Regions from separate parts of the Homo sapiens genome. Here region 1 is linked to region 2. The links are chromatin loops, found by intact Hi-C in ENCODE. Cell type or tissue: PC-9. All regions are shown on one strand. Links, peaks and the distances in the headings refer to the core of each region. The heading gives the core; the rest is flanking DNA.

Region 1 (8,460 bases), core at 2,055-7,054, 730 kb before region 2:
TGATGTTAATGATATATATGTATATAAACATAGATATATAATATATATTGTGCTTTATAAGTATGTATATATATAAACATGTACAAATGTAAACACATACGTGTAAATATATTCACATACGTAAGGTCACTCTCTTTATACGTATACAGAAGGTGAGAGGGAGACTGACATTGGAGAGGGGTGAAACAGCCAATATTAATTTGTATTTTACCTATATTATTTCATTTAATCCTCTCGACAGAGGAGGAAAACTAGCAGAGAAAGGTTTGAATCATTCAAGTACTTACATCTTTTGAGCATTAGAGATGGGCTCCAAGTTCAGGAAGCTTGGCTTCCGAGCCCAGGTTTTTCAGAAATCTCTCTTCCCATTTTCAAGAGATGATTTTGAAAAGTATTTAGACCACCAAGTTTGACACTGATTTCAGGCAAATGCTGACTAGGTTATCATATACATTTCTGTTGTTTTTTGGAGAATTAACTTACATGATAGACTAAGCTGCTATATAAAAAGTTCTGTCTTACCTGATAGAAACAGTTACAAATGCCAGACACACAACCTAAAAAAAAAATCCTTAGCCTATATTTACTAGGGAATAAACAGCTACCCTTCATCACAATACTTATAATTAACAACTTCTCCCAAACTGATCAAGTGCAGCATCCATTAATTTCTTAATTAGACACAGGTCAAACTTAATAATTATGATGCTGGGACACATATTACTAGCAACAGTGTCCTTTTTGTAAGTTGACTTTCCTGGAAGGTCATCACTACAATTAAACAGAAAATCACAGTGAACTGAATTTGGAGATGTACATAAACTATGTATGGTATAATTTCTGACAAGCCAACATGGAAAGTGTAAACTAATGCCAGAAAAGATAAGTACATCAGATTATGCAAAAGGAGTTGTAATTTAGAACTTATGGGAGGAGGATGTTCAAATCCTCTGCAAAACTGGAAGCCTCAAAAGATTTTTGTCAGTGAAACTTGGCCAAGAAAAATTGCTAAATAACTGAGGAAAAGTTAGGAAGCCTGTGGAAGCATCAAGGGTTGTGAGCAGAAAAATAAAAGCAAAGTTCACTTATGAGTAATAAAAATCCCAGGTTAGCACTAAATGCAAGAGTGTTGTCTAATTTCATCATCAGAGCTCCTTCAGAGGCAAACAGAAAATTGCTCTGCAGGTAATTCCCACAATTCAGTGTATAGATGTGGGAATAAAGAAAAAGAAAAGGACAAAAAAGACCAGAAGATGTGTTCATGTTCAAAATTGCAGATCACACAAGATGACAAACTACCAACACTACCAGGTACTCACTATCAGGAGAAGGTCAACAGATGCAAAACAGATGACGAGAATCACCATAATAATAGAACAATGTTTGAAACATTATATACTGCTTAAACTATCTAAATAGACAAGGAATAAAAATATTCTGGAAATTAAATAATATATGTTACTAAATATTTAACACTTCAAGAGATTTCCAACTTCTATTCAGTGATGTAAAATGCTGGAAAGAATATTGTTCTCCCAAGAAAAATCTACAAAAACTCCAAATCCATAGCTTTTCTTTTTCTTTCTGAATTATTTATTTATTTATTTAGAGCTTTTATTTTAGGTGCAGGGGTACACATGGAGGTTTGTTATATAGGTAAATTGCATGTCACAGAGGTTTGGTGTATAGAGTATTTCACCACCCAGGAGATAAGCATAGGTAGATATGCTACGTATGCTGCCCAATAGGTAGGTTTTTGATCTTCACCCTCCTCCCTCTCTCCACCCTCAAGCAGGCCCCAGTGTCTGTTGTTCCTTTCTTTGTGAACATCTGTACTCAATATTTAGCTCCCATTTATAAGTGAGAACATGTGATATTTGGCCCTCTGTTACTGTGTTGGTTCACTTAGCATAATGGCCTCCAGCTCTGTCCATGTTACTGCAAAGGACATAATCTCATTCTTTTTTATGGCTGTATAGTATTTCATGGTGCATTTGTACCACATTTTCTTCATCCTGTCTACCATTGATTGGCATATAGGTTGATTCTATGTCTTTGCTACTGTGAGCAGTGCTGCAGTAAACATACACGTGCACATATCTTTATGGCAGAACAATGTATATTCCTTTGAGTATATACCCAATCATGGGATTGCTGAGTCAAACGGTAATTCTGCTTTGAGTTCTATGAGAAATTGCCAAACTGCTTTCTGCAATGGCTGAACTGATTTACAGTCCCACCGGTAGTGTGTAAGCACTCTTTTTTCTCCACAACCTCACAGCATGTTATTTTTTGACATTTTAATAACACCAATTTTGACTGGTATGACATGGTATTTCATTGTGGTTTTGATTGGCAGTCATTAGAGAGAGACCATCCCAGGGCAATCTGCTAACCTAATATCTGGGGAGAAACAGGCACCTGCAGCGAGTCAGGATTTGAATCTTTGCTTAACTAGTACAGACACTGGACAACACTAAGGAGAATTCAGCAAGAATAGTTGACAAATTGGTAGAGTGTGGAATGGCAGGTGAGCCTGGTGGCTGCAGAATTTTCGGTGAAAAACTTATTTATTTATTTATTATTTTTTTTTGAGATGGAGTCTTGCTCTGTTGCCCAGGCTGGAGTGCAGTGGCATGATCTTGGCTCACTGCAAGCTTCGCCTCCCGGGTTCATGCCATTCTCCTGCCTCAGCCTCCCGAGTAGCTGGGACTACAGGCACCCACCACCACGCCTGGCTATTTTTTTTGTATTTTTAGTAGAGACGGGGTTTCACTGGGTAAAAAACTTATTTTAAAAAAATCTCCTACAGACTGGAGGGTTTACTGGTGAACTTTACCAAACATTAAAGGAAAAATAATACCATTTCTACATAATCTCTTTCAGACACTTTAAGAAAATAAAAATACATTATATGAGCCCAACACTGTTGTAATGCCAAAACTGGAAAAAAAAATCATTACAAGAGAACTACATGCTAATATCTCTCATAAACATAGATGCAAAAATCCTGATAAAATATTTTAGCAAATTAATACCAAAACATAATATAAAAGTAATTGCATATCCTAGCCAAAGTTGGTCTATCCCAACAATACCAAACTGGTTCAACATGCAAGAATTGATCGATAAAATTAACAATATTAACATCATATTTAAAAAGAGGAATCATGTGATTAACTCTAGATGCAGAAACTGGATTTGACAAAATTCAATATCTATTTATTGAAGAATAGATATTGAATAGAATGTGGAAAAATCTTAGAACACTGGGAATAAAAACTTCTTTGACTCAATAAGGAAGAGGTACAAAAACATTTAACTTACATTATGTTTAATGATATAAACAAAGGATGTTTGTGCTAAGATTGGAAACAAGCCAAGCCAATATCATACTGGAAATCTTAGTTTAATAAGGCAAGAATAAAAAGTGTACAGATTAAAGGGAAAGAAATAATAATGTCTTTCTTTACAAACATGACTGATCCCATAGAAAATCCCATAGACTCTTTAAAAAGCTTCTAGAACTAATATGTGAGTTCAAAAAGATCTAAAGATAAAATATCACTCTGCAGAAAATCAATCGTATTTCTGCATACTAGCAATGAACCATATTACTTAAAAGATAAGAATGCTACCATCATCAATAAAACAAATTATGAGATATATATATATTTAATGCATACATGCATATTTCTGTATGCAGAAAATTATGTGGATAAAAGAAATCAAGTAAGGTCAAAATAAATGGAAAGATATACTGTGTTAATGGATTGAAAGACCCACTTTGTTAAAAATTCAATTATCTTAAGGTTAAATTATAAATCAAATGCAATACCAATCAAAATACCAATGATTTTTTCTCTAAATATATATATTAACAGATGATTATAAAATTTATGGAAAGAAAAAAGAAACAAAATAACCAAAACAACTTTGAAAAATAAGTAAAAAGTTAGATGATTCACGTTACTAGATGTCAAGACTGACTATGAAGCTATAGTGGTTAAGACAGTATGATATTAGCTGAAGGGCACACCTTTAGATAGATATAATGGATTAGAGTGCCCAGAAACAGACCCACCCAAACATAGTCAATTTAATTTTTTTGAGAAATGTACAGTCATTTCAACAGAGAAAGGATAGTCTTAACTGGAACTTGAACAACTGGATGTTCATACGTACAAAAATAAACCTTGACCCAAGCCACACACCTTACAAATTTGACTCAAAATGATCACAAGACAAATATTAAATATAGACAAATAATATAAAACAATAAAACATAAGGAAAATTGTATGAGCTTGGTTTAAGCTAAGAGTATTTAGATACAACAACAAAAGCACAATCCATAGAAACTTGGACCTTGTAAAAAATTATTTTTTCATCTACAACAGTATTATGAGGAGAAAAAGAAGACACAGACTGGGAGAAACAATCACATTTCTGACAAAGACAAATGAAATTATGTCCACGTAAAACCTGCATATAAATGTTTATAACAGCCTAACTTATAATTGCCAAAATCTGGTAGCAACAGGATATCCTTCCCCATGTAAATGGATTGGCAATCTATGTGAGATGTGGCTCACAATGTAATACTAGTCAGAAAAAAAAGTTAGAAACCATTGATTCAACAACTATTGATTTGAAAACAACATGGATGAATTTTTAAGTGATTCTTTGAATCTGGTTGCTAAGTGTGAAAGCAGCTGGACCCAAAAATGTGTGTCAGGGTTTCTCATCTTGAGCACTGCCGACATTTGGGGCCAGATAATTCTTTATTGTCCGGGGTTGTCCTGTGCATTGCAGGAGGTTGAGTGGCATCTCTAACCTCTTCCCACTAGAGGTCAGTAGTAACCCTCACTCCAGTCTTACCAATCAAAAAATGTCTTCAGACATTGTCAAATATCCCCTTGGGAACAAATTTGTCTCTCACTGAGAACCCCCAGTCTACATATTGTATGTTTCTACTTATATGATATCACGGAAAAGAAAACTATAGACTGAAAACAGGCCAGTAGTTGTCAGATTTAGGAAAATGGAGTGGGTAACAAGAGAATTTTTAGTGTGATGGACTGTTTTGTATCAGGACTATGAATATATGACTCCTCAAAACCCATAAAGCTACATACTACAAAAAGTGAATTTTACTGTATGTAAATCAAAAATAACCAGTATGTGGGGGAATCCCAAATCAAACACAAACTGTGACCTATGAACCTAAATGAACAACAAGTGAACAACAAAACCACACATAGTGTAATAGGAAACAAAAAGAAAACTAACTATAGTTACTTTGGAAAGCAGTGTTTTAACTAAATATTGTAAGGTTAAAGACAAAAATAATTGTTTTGGTTTGAACATTTGTTCCCTCCAAAACTCATGTTGAAATTTGGTTGCAGTGTTAGAAGGTGAGACCTTTGGGAGGTGATAGTTCCACCCTCAAGAGTGGGATTAATATTGTCATGAAAGGCCATATTTGGGCCCCCGTTGGCCTCTTTGCCTTTTGCTGTCTGCCATGTGAGGAAAGTGTTTCTTCTCTGCAGAGGATGCAACAAGAAGGCCCTTGAAATATGCCAGTGACTGAATCTTGGACTTCCCAGCCTCTAGAACTGCGAGAAAATAAATTTCTGTTCTTTATAAATTATCCAGTGTCAGGCATTATGTTATAGCAGAACAGACAGACCAAGAGAGAATAGTAAACAAATATTGCACTCTAGTTAGCAAACTTTTTAAATCAAATGCATGTGGGTTAGGAAATTTGAGACTAAATAATAAAGTTGAACAAATAAATAAATACATTTTATATACTGAGATTCTGGTTTCTCAATGGCAGAGAAAAAATTACTAGGACTGAAGTGGAACAGCTAGAATAAAACCTGTGGTTGTTAGAGTGATAGGTGAAACTATCATTATAAATATATGGTTTCTAAATATTTGTACAAATATTTAGATAGAGAAAATATATAAATGTTTTATGCATGTGTGTTTAATCTAAGCTTTAAGCTTTGTGAGCTGAGAAGTCCTGGAAACAATACTACTTCCGTAGCAGTGAGCACACCAGGTATTCAGACCTTAGTGTTTTAATTGCACTCTCCTTTACAAGGAACTTGAGCGCTTAAGAGGAGTGTTTGATTCCAGGTCAAGAAAAGAAAATATACAAGATGAGTCCAGAGCATCCTGGACATCAAAAAGTAAGGAAATGCTCATAAAAGGATGAGGGCACATTAAAAGGGCAGAGGGGACTCTGTGAAAGAGCTTCAATGACCAATATACAACAGTTTGAGCAACAAAATAATGTAGCATTGTATTATAGCTCACAGAATAATGTAAATATCCATGTGTCCAATTGATATAAATGTATAATTGAATAAGTAAATAAATGTGGGAGAATGGGTAGTTCTTCTTTGCAGAATAAATCCGATTAATAAGTGTAGAAGAAATGAAGAAAATAGAACATTTTCATTAGAATAACACAATAATAATTATTAGTGGCAAGATTGCATGCTAAAATTATGCACATTTTTAGAAGAGATACATTACAGGATATTTGTGTAGTGTCAGAATATCTTCCTCTAAGATATTTATCAATACAGAATGCAAAACAGTAACTTTACAGTAGATAAACCTGCCGTACACGACATCAACCACATGATCAAAGTTAATATCACCAGTTATAATGACATATGACATTCTGTACCTCCTGATACAATGCAGAGAAATGGACACATCCCTTCTGTGATATTATTGCCAAAAATGCATAACCTCAATCTAAACATGTAAAAATAACAGACAAAATAAGCCTAACAAAAGTGATACCTGCTCTGATAAGATGATGGAGAGTAGTAATGACTTATTAGATGAGTGTCATTTTTATTTGCCTCAAGAAAACTGAAACAATGCATAGCCAGTTTGGTGATTTTATGCACATGAATGAATCCCTGAACTTGGCTGGTTGGCACTCCACTTAGGAAAGGGTGAAGATAATCTCTCCTTTCCTTTCACTTCATAATACACTGGGAAATGAGTACATCAAAAATCATTTTTTGCAGGTTTATATGTTTGCTTTTTTCCTCTACATCCTTCTTAAAGTTATTCTACCTTTTTAAAATCAAGATTACTCAGACTGATTTAAAACAAAAACCCTGTAGGACTGCTGATCGTCTACAGCCTTTCAATGCCTCAGAGGCAGGCAGAGAAGCCACTAAACATTAGAGCAAAACTGATTTTCTTTCTGTACTGACTTCAGAAGGTGAATTGAAAGTTACCTTCAATTGAACATTCACTTTCAACGTGAAGACCCAGTGAAAGAATCTGAAACTGGATTTGATATATTTAAATAGAGCTAAGTTATTTCAAGGACTTTAGATCCTTCTGGTAAAGATTTAATAAAATAGTGATAGAGTGAAGTGTTTGGATATTTTAAGCTGAATAAATAGCCTGTTCAATCATTAAGCCTTTAACAGTTCCTTGAAACAGAACCAGTAATCCCTTCATCCAATGGTCTTATCTCAACTATAGAATTTATATAGCGTTTATTATATTAGACCTTGTCCTTTCCCCTTTATTTTACAGGTATGTAAGCCTGTTCTCGTCTACGAGACTTTATTTACATTTCTTGAGGTCAGAGTAGTATTATTTAACTAAATAATCACAGGGCCTTGACCAATGCCTTCTATATATTAGGGTACAGATAAAGGTTTATTGAATAAAATAGATTATGAGAGTAGTTTTGTTATCTTTTCTGAGAAGAAAATGGATATCTCTATCTCTATATCTGTACTTTACCTTTACCTGTATCTATATCTAATCTATATCTATCTGTATGTCTATGTATTTACATGGATATAAATATGGATATAGATATCAATATAGATACAATTCTGCATCTGGGTTACTTTTTAGTATACAACTGTTGCATTTTTATGGGTACACCATATTTATATATATGGCCAATCTTATTAATTCATACCAACAAATAATTTTTAAATGTTTTCCATTTCTAATATTCTTCATAATGCACTTAATGGTTTACCAATTACTTATAAGTACACAGATTGTAGGCAATGAAGCCAGTCCTCTGAATTCAAGAGCTCTTACTGCCTGTGTTCAATCTTTCAAAAAGTAACTTTCCACCAAATGAGAAACTGTGTAAGAATCACACCTACTCACATTTTTTTTCCCAAAATTTTGCACTTGAGGAGCAGAAAGATGAGGTTGTAATAATATCCACATTTTTTCCTACCAGCTCACCTGGCAATCTGTTTTAATCTTGGCATCCTCAATCCCGGAAGTTCACCCAGAGTTATACAGCAATTAGAGGGAAAATAAATTAGTATTTAAATATAATGTGTAGTTTTCTTCAGAGATACCTTAACATTTAATATGTTTTCTAAAAACATAACCAGACTCTCTCTATATATAGAGTTCAAATTATATATAAAAATAAATATATA
Region 2 (8,460 bases), core at 1,659-6,658:
CACCAAAGTAACCTTGGGAGCTAAAACAAAAAAGGCCCCTGTGAATGTTTCTTATCACAGCAATATTCTCTGGAAAGGATGGACAGTCATATCTGTCTTTTTGACCACATTCCCACTCCTGAGTAGTAGCATTGTCAACATATAATATGAAAGCCATCAATTCATTCTGACAGTGTTTGCACTTCAGGTGGTAAGAAACTCTGTCGGCTAAAAGAAGGAAAAAGAAAGAAATCAGGGAGTAATATCTTGGACCAAGATTAGAAGTATAGCAAACTATGAAAGAAGACAGTTGCAAATAAAAAGTGTTCTAAATAAGAGAGAACTGAACTTTTAAAGAACAGAGGCAATAGGCCTATGCTCATTTAAATAAAAGCAAAATCCTCTATGATTTATTACTAAACTTTGCATACAAAGATGGTTGTGACAGATTATAGTACTCATTTTACTCACCCACTGAATAGGCCAGCATATGACTAAGAACATTTTCCTTGTTGAATATTCATCTACATAGTACTTTTCTTCTATAAGCAGAAATTATTAATCAAATATAGCCTCCTTAATTCTGAACTATAATTGTGCAGAAGTCAGTGGAGGAAGTCATTTCACAGAGAAGTAACTCAGACACAGGGATATAAAATGAACCCTCCAAGAAGATTCTGGACGCATACATAGTACATAACAGAGTACAAACAAAAGTTTACTAGTTGCTTGTCAGGCATTTATTGATCATGAGTCTAGCAAGCCTTTGTTGTAGATTCAAAAATTAAGACTAAAATTCTACCCTTAATATATTTAACGCTTGTTGATGACCCATAATTCACACACAGATACACACACCAAATCAAAAAGCAAAGGTAGTGTGCATTTAAGAGAGTGATTTAGCAAGTAAAGTATCATTTTCACCAGTTTTAAAATCAAGTCTGCTTCTAATTCAGCTTTACAAATGGAAAGTATATAAATTGGAGTAATCCTAAATCACCACAAAAACTTAAAAACACAAAATGTCTTACTTTGGAAAATGAAATTTAGACTCAACAAATTTTATTGGACAACTACTGTATGCTAAGTGATAAGAATACAAAACTATGTTGGAAAATGGTCCTTGTTATTAAGATGCTCTCGATCTAATGAAGTCTACTCGGAGGGAATTTAGAGAATTCAAGACCCAGTGGACCACAGAAGAGAGATATTAAACTATACTTGAACCATAGAGGATCTGAAAGAAAAACCTTCTAATATTGAGGACACCATATGCCAAAATACAGGATATGAATAGCATTTGGTAACAGTTCTAAAATGGTGGTGTAGCACGTTGAAGGAGTAGGACATTAAAACTGAGGAATTAGTTAAGGGATTTATGTGTCACATATGAGAATTCAGAATGTATTTAATAGCCTCTGGCCACACTATTTTTTCCGTGAAGCAAAAAGTTTCTCCTTCAATACTCTACACCCACAATCTTATTCTCGTGTCACCTTCCTACTTTCCAATCTTCATTGCACTGGATGACTAATCCCTTTTAGCCTCTGGCTACATTCACTATTATCACCTCCCTGACCATCACTCACCTCTCATTCTCTGGCTTCAGCTCTATTGGCAGCTTCCTCAATACTATCAATGCACTCCCATCCCTAAGAGAAAAACACATGCATATACACACAATAAAAATGATTACGATGACACCTTTGGGGCTGCCTCTCTTCTCTCTCTTCATAATGAAGAATGTCAACTCCTCAAAGAAGCAGTCTAAATTCCCTCTCACACAATACACCTCACAGTCACTCTTCAACCTACTACCACACAGTGTCTATTCCCACTCCTCCACCAACACTCTTCTGACAGTGGTCTACATTCTATTCCATTTCTTTTCTGCACTTGTCATTGCTAATCACTCCCTTGAGTTCACTCAGCCATCATGCCTGTGCCTTTCCCAAAATATCCTATTGCTTTCTCCTTTCCTTCATCTGTTTCTTTTCACTCTCCTTTGCTGACTATAATTCTTCAAACTACTACTGTGTTCCCTCCTCTAAACTAAAAGAAACCCCTCAGTTAATATTTGAAATTTTTTTAATTAGCCTTAAGTCACACTTATTAATTGTCTTCTATGGGTCACAACTATCTTTCACTCTTTGCCAAAGGAGACAGGTGGTGTTCATGATAACCCATAAGTAATTTTCTATTGCATAACAAATAAAGATTAAACCCTTGGCCAAGCATCAGAAGGCTTCTGCTCTGGGCCCCTACCATCCTTAAGTCACTGAAGCTCCTTTCCACCCACTCACCACACAGACTGATTACAATCAACTTATTATATAAAAAGTGAAAAATGAAGCAGAAAAAAAGATAGACTTGGCCTGAGTACAAACCTATTCTGTAATATCTTTAGCAAGTTAATTTATCTACCTAAACCTAAATGTTGTTACTTGTACAACTGTGATGATACCTAATTCTTAGTCTCCTGATAGAATTAGAATTCTCCTTGTAGAATGACTGGCATAAAATGTGCCCATCCAATATTTATTTTTATAATGACAGTAATATTTGTTACTATGGTCAGGCACTATATATATGTTAGCTCATTTAATCCTCTCAGAAACCTTTTCAGGGAGGTAGTCTTACTACCCTCCATTAGAAACAAGGAAACAAAGGCACAGTGAGGTTAACTAACATGCCCAGGAGCCCAAAATTAGAAAGTGGTATAGAGTCATATTTTAGAGCAACTTACAGGGAGCCTTGAGTGTATCAGTCCTTAAATAAATCATTAAACCCAAACAGAATACTGTTCTCTACTATGCCTTTGCTCGTACAGTTCCCTTATTGAAAATTCTTACTTTGTCTCTTCCCCACTTCATATTCCACTGAATATTCCCTTCTTTCACAGCCCATCTCAAATCCTCTTTGATACCCCTCCCTTACTCCAATAACATCTTACTGGTAATTTTTATATCACTTACCAAACTAACTTGCATCTCACATCTTTGCGCTTATGTCTGTTTTTGCAATTATCTTGAGAGATCTGAGGAGATACAGATCATGTTTGTTTTCTGTTTTTCATCTTTGAACCTTCTGTAGCAATTTGGCACAATGCATTGCCTTACATAAGTGTTCAATAAATCTTTGTCGAATTCACTTTTAAGATTACCAGAATAAATCTCCCAGGATTTTATCAGAATAACATATTTTTACTTTAAAAAATCATGATATCTCCCTTCAAACCCCTGTGATATTTATGCATTCTCAGACTAGGCCGGATTTTTCAAGCAGATGCAACTGGGAGACTGGTCCTGGAGGTTTACTTTTTTATGTGATTTTAGTGGTAGGTCTCTTCCCTAGTCAAAAAGAGTACTGCATCAGATTTTATTGTCCATGTGAATGCATTCATTGAAAAGCAGACCTCCAAAAGGACGGGTTGAACCATGCTGGGGTTCAATCATGCACAGATAAGTGAGCACTTATTACAAAACATCTACTTAGTTTCCTGGTATGTATGAGCCTTTCCAGTGTGCACAATGTACTAAAAGCTGCTGAACACAAAAATGTTCTTTATCCAAGTAACACCAGTGCCATCTGCAGGAAGAGCTCAAGCAGCAGTTGTGTTTTTATTTATATATTTCTCTTCAGTCTCATCAGAAGGCTTTGTCATGCTTTCACCTGATGAAAACCATTATAGAGCTCACCTACTATGGAAGGTTTCCATCCATTTTCCTTGGTGGATGGAGAAGGTATTGTTAAAATATAAGAAACCATAACATAGCTGAACTAGAACAATCTAGTTCATTCAGTTCCCCCAATAACACTAGAAATGAACAAACAACCTCAAACAGTGATAAACAAAAGGGTCAAAATCACTACTTAAAACAAAATCAAGAGCAATGAAATGATGAGAGTGAACATTCTGTGCATATGAGCACTAATGCTAAAATCATCTCAACAAGGAGGAAAAAAGAGAGGAAAAGCATCTACTGAGATAATGTCTATTTCTAAAGATAAACTGGTCATGATCCTCAAAAGCATGAATTATAATATTGAACTAGTGTTTATCAAGAATAATCTACATCATTCCACTTGATCAAATAAATCAGGTTTTTAAACTACCAATAAATTAAATAGTAATTAATGGTCATCTGTAGCAGAACCACTCTAACTGAACCTACTTATATAAGCAAAAGCAAATTTCATAAGACCATGCCAAAATGAACAAGTCATACTACATCTCATTTCTTTCATATTTCTCTTCAAATACATTCGTTACAGTTTTAGTTTTGTTTTGCGATGGATGAATATAATTGTGTACCTCAGTCTGGTGGGGTCCCCAACTGTGATCCACAAAGGAGAAAAATTAATCAAGTTTTATCACATGTGAAGCATGCCAAATCCCCAAGGGTGTGCAAGACTAGCAAACTTTCCCACTTTTTTCTCATGTTTTCTGCCACTCTTTTTAAAAGAGGCCTCTCAACTGAACTTCTACATTATGAATGCTTAACTCTGCACACAGAGTAGAAAATCATTTCTATGTCTATTGAGAAATGCTGAAAATTCTATCCTGCCCAACATATCTCTCCCATCGGCCTACCAGAAAATCTAACTGGAGAGTATGTATCTAACAATTACCATGAGGAAACAACTTTAAAGATCATAGATGCTACTTATAGTTGCTGAAGTTAACATAGCTGCAGAACTATGTAAATAGCCCTGAAAATCAAGATTGAATTGAAATAATCAAGCTTAAATTTGTAATGTAGCCTAATTACTATGACAATATAGGTAGTATTGATAATTGCTAGAATATGCCTATATTTCAAATATAACAATAAAATGAGTTACCCTATTAAAAAAATAAACAAGCAAACAAAAAACTCACTGGGCAGGTAGAAGGTAATTGCAATAGAAATAAATCAACAAAGAATAATATTTTACTAGAAATTAGTGGGAGGAAGGAAATGAAAAGTATTGTGATGATATTGTAACATTCCTGAGCCCATTCTAGAATACACTACTGAGACAGGACACAAAATAGACACAGTTGTAACGAGGAACTCTATCAGCTCTTGTGTCTCATTCAGTGCAAACAAAGCATGGGACAAGTCTTCATAGTTTGAGCACCAAGAAAGTCTAGAAACTATTTAGAGACTTAAGGTCAAAAAATGAATGGGTTGGTGAAGCAAAAGTGACATGAATTTAAGGGTTCAAGGGCCCTGTCACACAGAGGCTTACGATGACCAGCAAGGGAAAGGTTGAAGTAGACGGCTTGATATAAGTCCAGACTAGAGTAAGTCAAGAATTTGAAAGTTCAGAGAGATATTCAGGATTTTATGGCATGCAATCCTAAAAGGGAAGATAGGCTGAAAGGACTAGAGCCTCCCCAGGAATCATTCTGATTATTCAATCAAAAATTATTTTATTAGGAAAGAAGAATGTGAAGCACCAAAATAAACACAGTGGTCCAAGCAAGTCATAGACTAAGACAGTAACACATGGTTTTAATGACTACATGACAAAAATTAAAATATTATCCCAGACTAGGAACAAAGGCATAACCACCAAGGGTAAATATGAAAGCTGCAAAGCACTTTGTTTAACAAAGAGGATAAGAAGAAACAAAATTTATACAATATGTATATTAACGCTGACTGAAATGAAGATAAGGATTCCAAAGCCCCATTCCCTCCCACTACCACACAGGTGCCTGAAAGGGCTCTTGGAGCACTGTCTGAAACCGCAGGCCTAGGTCAATGTACAAGTTGCTCTGCATAGATAAAAAGACCTTTCTCCTAATGCTATCCCTCCCCGCTCCCCTCACCCCACAACAGTCCCCAGAGTGTGATGTTCCCCTTCCTGTGTCCATGTGTTCTCGTTGTTCAATTCCCACCTATGAGTGAGAACATGCAGTGTTTGGTTTTTTGTCCTTGCGATAGTTTACTGAGAATGATGATTTCCAATTTCATCCATGTCCCTACAAAGGACATGAACTCATCCTTTTTTATGGCTGCATAGTATTCCATGGTGTATATGTGCCACATTTTCTTAATCCAGTCTATCGTTGTTGGACATTTGGGTTGGTTCCAAGTCTTTGCTATTGTGAATAGTGCTGCAATAAACATACGTGTGCATGTGTCTTTATAGCAGCATGATTTATAGTCCTTTGGGTATATACCCAGTAATGGGATGGCTGGGTCAAATGGTATTTCTAGTTCTAGATCCCTGAGGAATCACCACACTGACTTCCACAATGGTTGAACTAGTTTAGAGTCCCACCAACAGTGTAAAAGTGTTCCTGTTTCTCCACATCCTCTCCAGCACCTGTTGTTTCCTTACTTTTTAATGATTGCCATTCTAACTGGTGTGAGATGGTATCTCATTGTGGTTTTGATTTGCATTTCTCTGATGGCCAGTGATGATGAGCATTTTTTCATGTGTCTTTTGGCTGCATAAATGTCTTCTTTTCAGAAGTGTCTGTTCATATCCTTTGCCCACTTTTTGATGGGGTTGTTTGTTTTTTTCTTGTAAATTTGTTTGAGTTCATTGTAGATTCTGGATATTAGCCCTTTGTCAGATGAGTAGGTTGTGAAAATGTTCTCCCATTTTGTAGGTTGCCTGTTCACTCTGATGGTAGTTTCTTTTGCTGTGCAGAAGTTCTTTAGTTTAATTAGATCCCATTTGTCAATTTTGGCTTTTGGTGTTTTAGACATGAAGTCCTTGCCCATGCCTATGTCCTGAATGGTAATGCCTAGGTTTTCTTCTAGGGTTTTTATGGTTTTAGGTCTAACGTTTAAGTCTTTAATCCATCTTGAATTAATTTTTGTATAAGGTGTAAGGAAGGGATCCAGTTTCAGCTTTCTACATATGGCTAGCCAGTTTTCCCAGCACCATTTATTAAATAGGGAATTCTTTCCCCATTGCTTGTTTTTCTCAGGTTTGTCAAAGACCAGATAGTTGTAGATATGCAGCGTTATTTCTGAGGGCTCTGTTCTGTTCCATTGATCTATATCTCTGTTTTGGTACCAGTACCATGCTGTTTTGGTTACTGTAGCTTTGTAGTATAGTTTGAAGTCAGGTAGTGTGATGCCTCCAGCTTTGTTCTTTTGGCTTAGGATTGACTTGGCAATGCGGGCTCTTTTTTGGTTCCATATGAACTTTAAAGTAGTTTTCTCCAATTCTGTGAAGAAAGGCATTGGTAGCTTGATGGGGATGGCATTGAATCTATAAATTACCTTGGGCAGTATGGCCATTTTCACGATATTGATTATTCGTACCCATGAGCATGGAATGTTCTTCCATTTCTTTGTATCCTCTTTTATTTCATTGAGCAGTGGCTTGTAGTTCTCCTTGAAGAGGTCCTTCACATCCCTTGTAAGTTGGATTCCTAAGTATTTTATTCTCTTTGAAGCAATTGTGAATGGGAGTTCACTCATGATTTGGCTCTCTGACTGTTATTGGTGTATAAGAATGCTTGTGATTTTTGTACATTGATTTTGTATCCTGAGACTTTGCTGAAGTTGCTTATCAGCTTAAGGAGATTTTGGGCTGAGACAATGGGGTTTTCTAGATATACAATCATGTCGTCTGCAAACAGGGACAATTTGACTTCCTCTTTTCCTAATTGAATACCCTTTATTTCCTTCTCCTGCCTAATTGCCCTGGCCAGAACTTCCAACAGTATGTTGAATAGGAGTGGTGGGAGAGGGCATCCCTGTCTTGTGCCAATTTTCAAAGGGAATGCTTCCAGTTTTTGCCCATTCAGTATGATATTGGCTGTGGGTTTGTCATAGACAGCTCTTATTATTTTGAGATACGTCCCATCAATACCTAATTTCTTGAGAGTTTTTAGCATGAAGGTTGTTGAATTTTGTCAAAGGCCTTTTCTGCATCTATTGAGATAATCATGTGGTTTTTGTCTTTGGTTCTGTTTATATGCTGGATTACATTTATTGATTTGCGTATATTGAACCAGCCTTGCATCCCAGGGATGAAGCCCACTTGATCATGGTGGATAAGCTTTTTGATGTGCTGCTGGATTTGGTTTGCCAGTATTTTACTGAGGATTTTTGCATCAATGTTCATCAAGGATATTGGTCTAAAATTCTCTTTTTTGGTGGTGTCTCTGCCCGGCTTTGGTATCAGGATGATGCTGGCCTCATAAAATGAGTTAGGGAGGATTCCCTCTTTTTCTATTGATTGGAATAGTTTCAGAAGGAATGGTACCAGTTCCTCCTTGTACCTCTGGTAGAATTCGGCTGTGAATCCATCTGGTCCTGGACTCTTTTTGGTTGGTAAATGACGAGTTAATGGGTGCAGCACACCAGCATGGCACATGTATACATATGTAACTAACCTGCACATTGTGCACATGTACCCTAAAACTTAAAGTATAATAATAATAAAAAAAGAAATAAGAATTAGTAAATTTTCCTAAAACTATATAATTATGTTTTCTTTCCTAGAGAACAAAATTTCTATGAC

What was found. Hi-C counts contacts between places; a loop is a spot of excess contacts. Peaks named below come from ENCODE experiments on the same cell type or tissue, not always from the same donor. Only the 100,000 strongest peaks of a DNase experiment are listed, where the experiment ranks them.
Region 1: a loop joins it to region 2, with 30 times the contacts of the local background. A loop is called at or near these places in 5 of 110 quality-filtered maps.

The regions. Positions count from the first base shown.
Region 1 is chr14:46,340,919-46,349,378 of GRCh38, reverse strand. The region is part of intron 3 of LINC00871 (long intergenic non-protein coding RNA 871); the gene reads right to left. Among named protein-coding and RNA genes, the nearest start is that of LINC00871, 280 kb to the right of the region's middle. In PC-9, for the core only: CTCF peaks have their summits at 4,667 and 4,867 (motif pointing right); no DNase peak of the experiment used is centred there.
Region 2 is chr14:45,605,588-45,614,047 of GRCh38, reverse strand. No RefSeq gene overlaps it. Among named protein-coding and RNA genes, the nearest start is that of LINC02303, 110 kb to the left of the region's middle. In PC-9, for the core only: no CTCF peak of the experiment used is centred there; no DNase peak of the experiment used is centred there.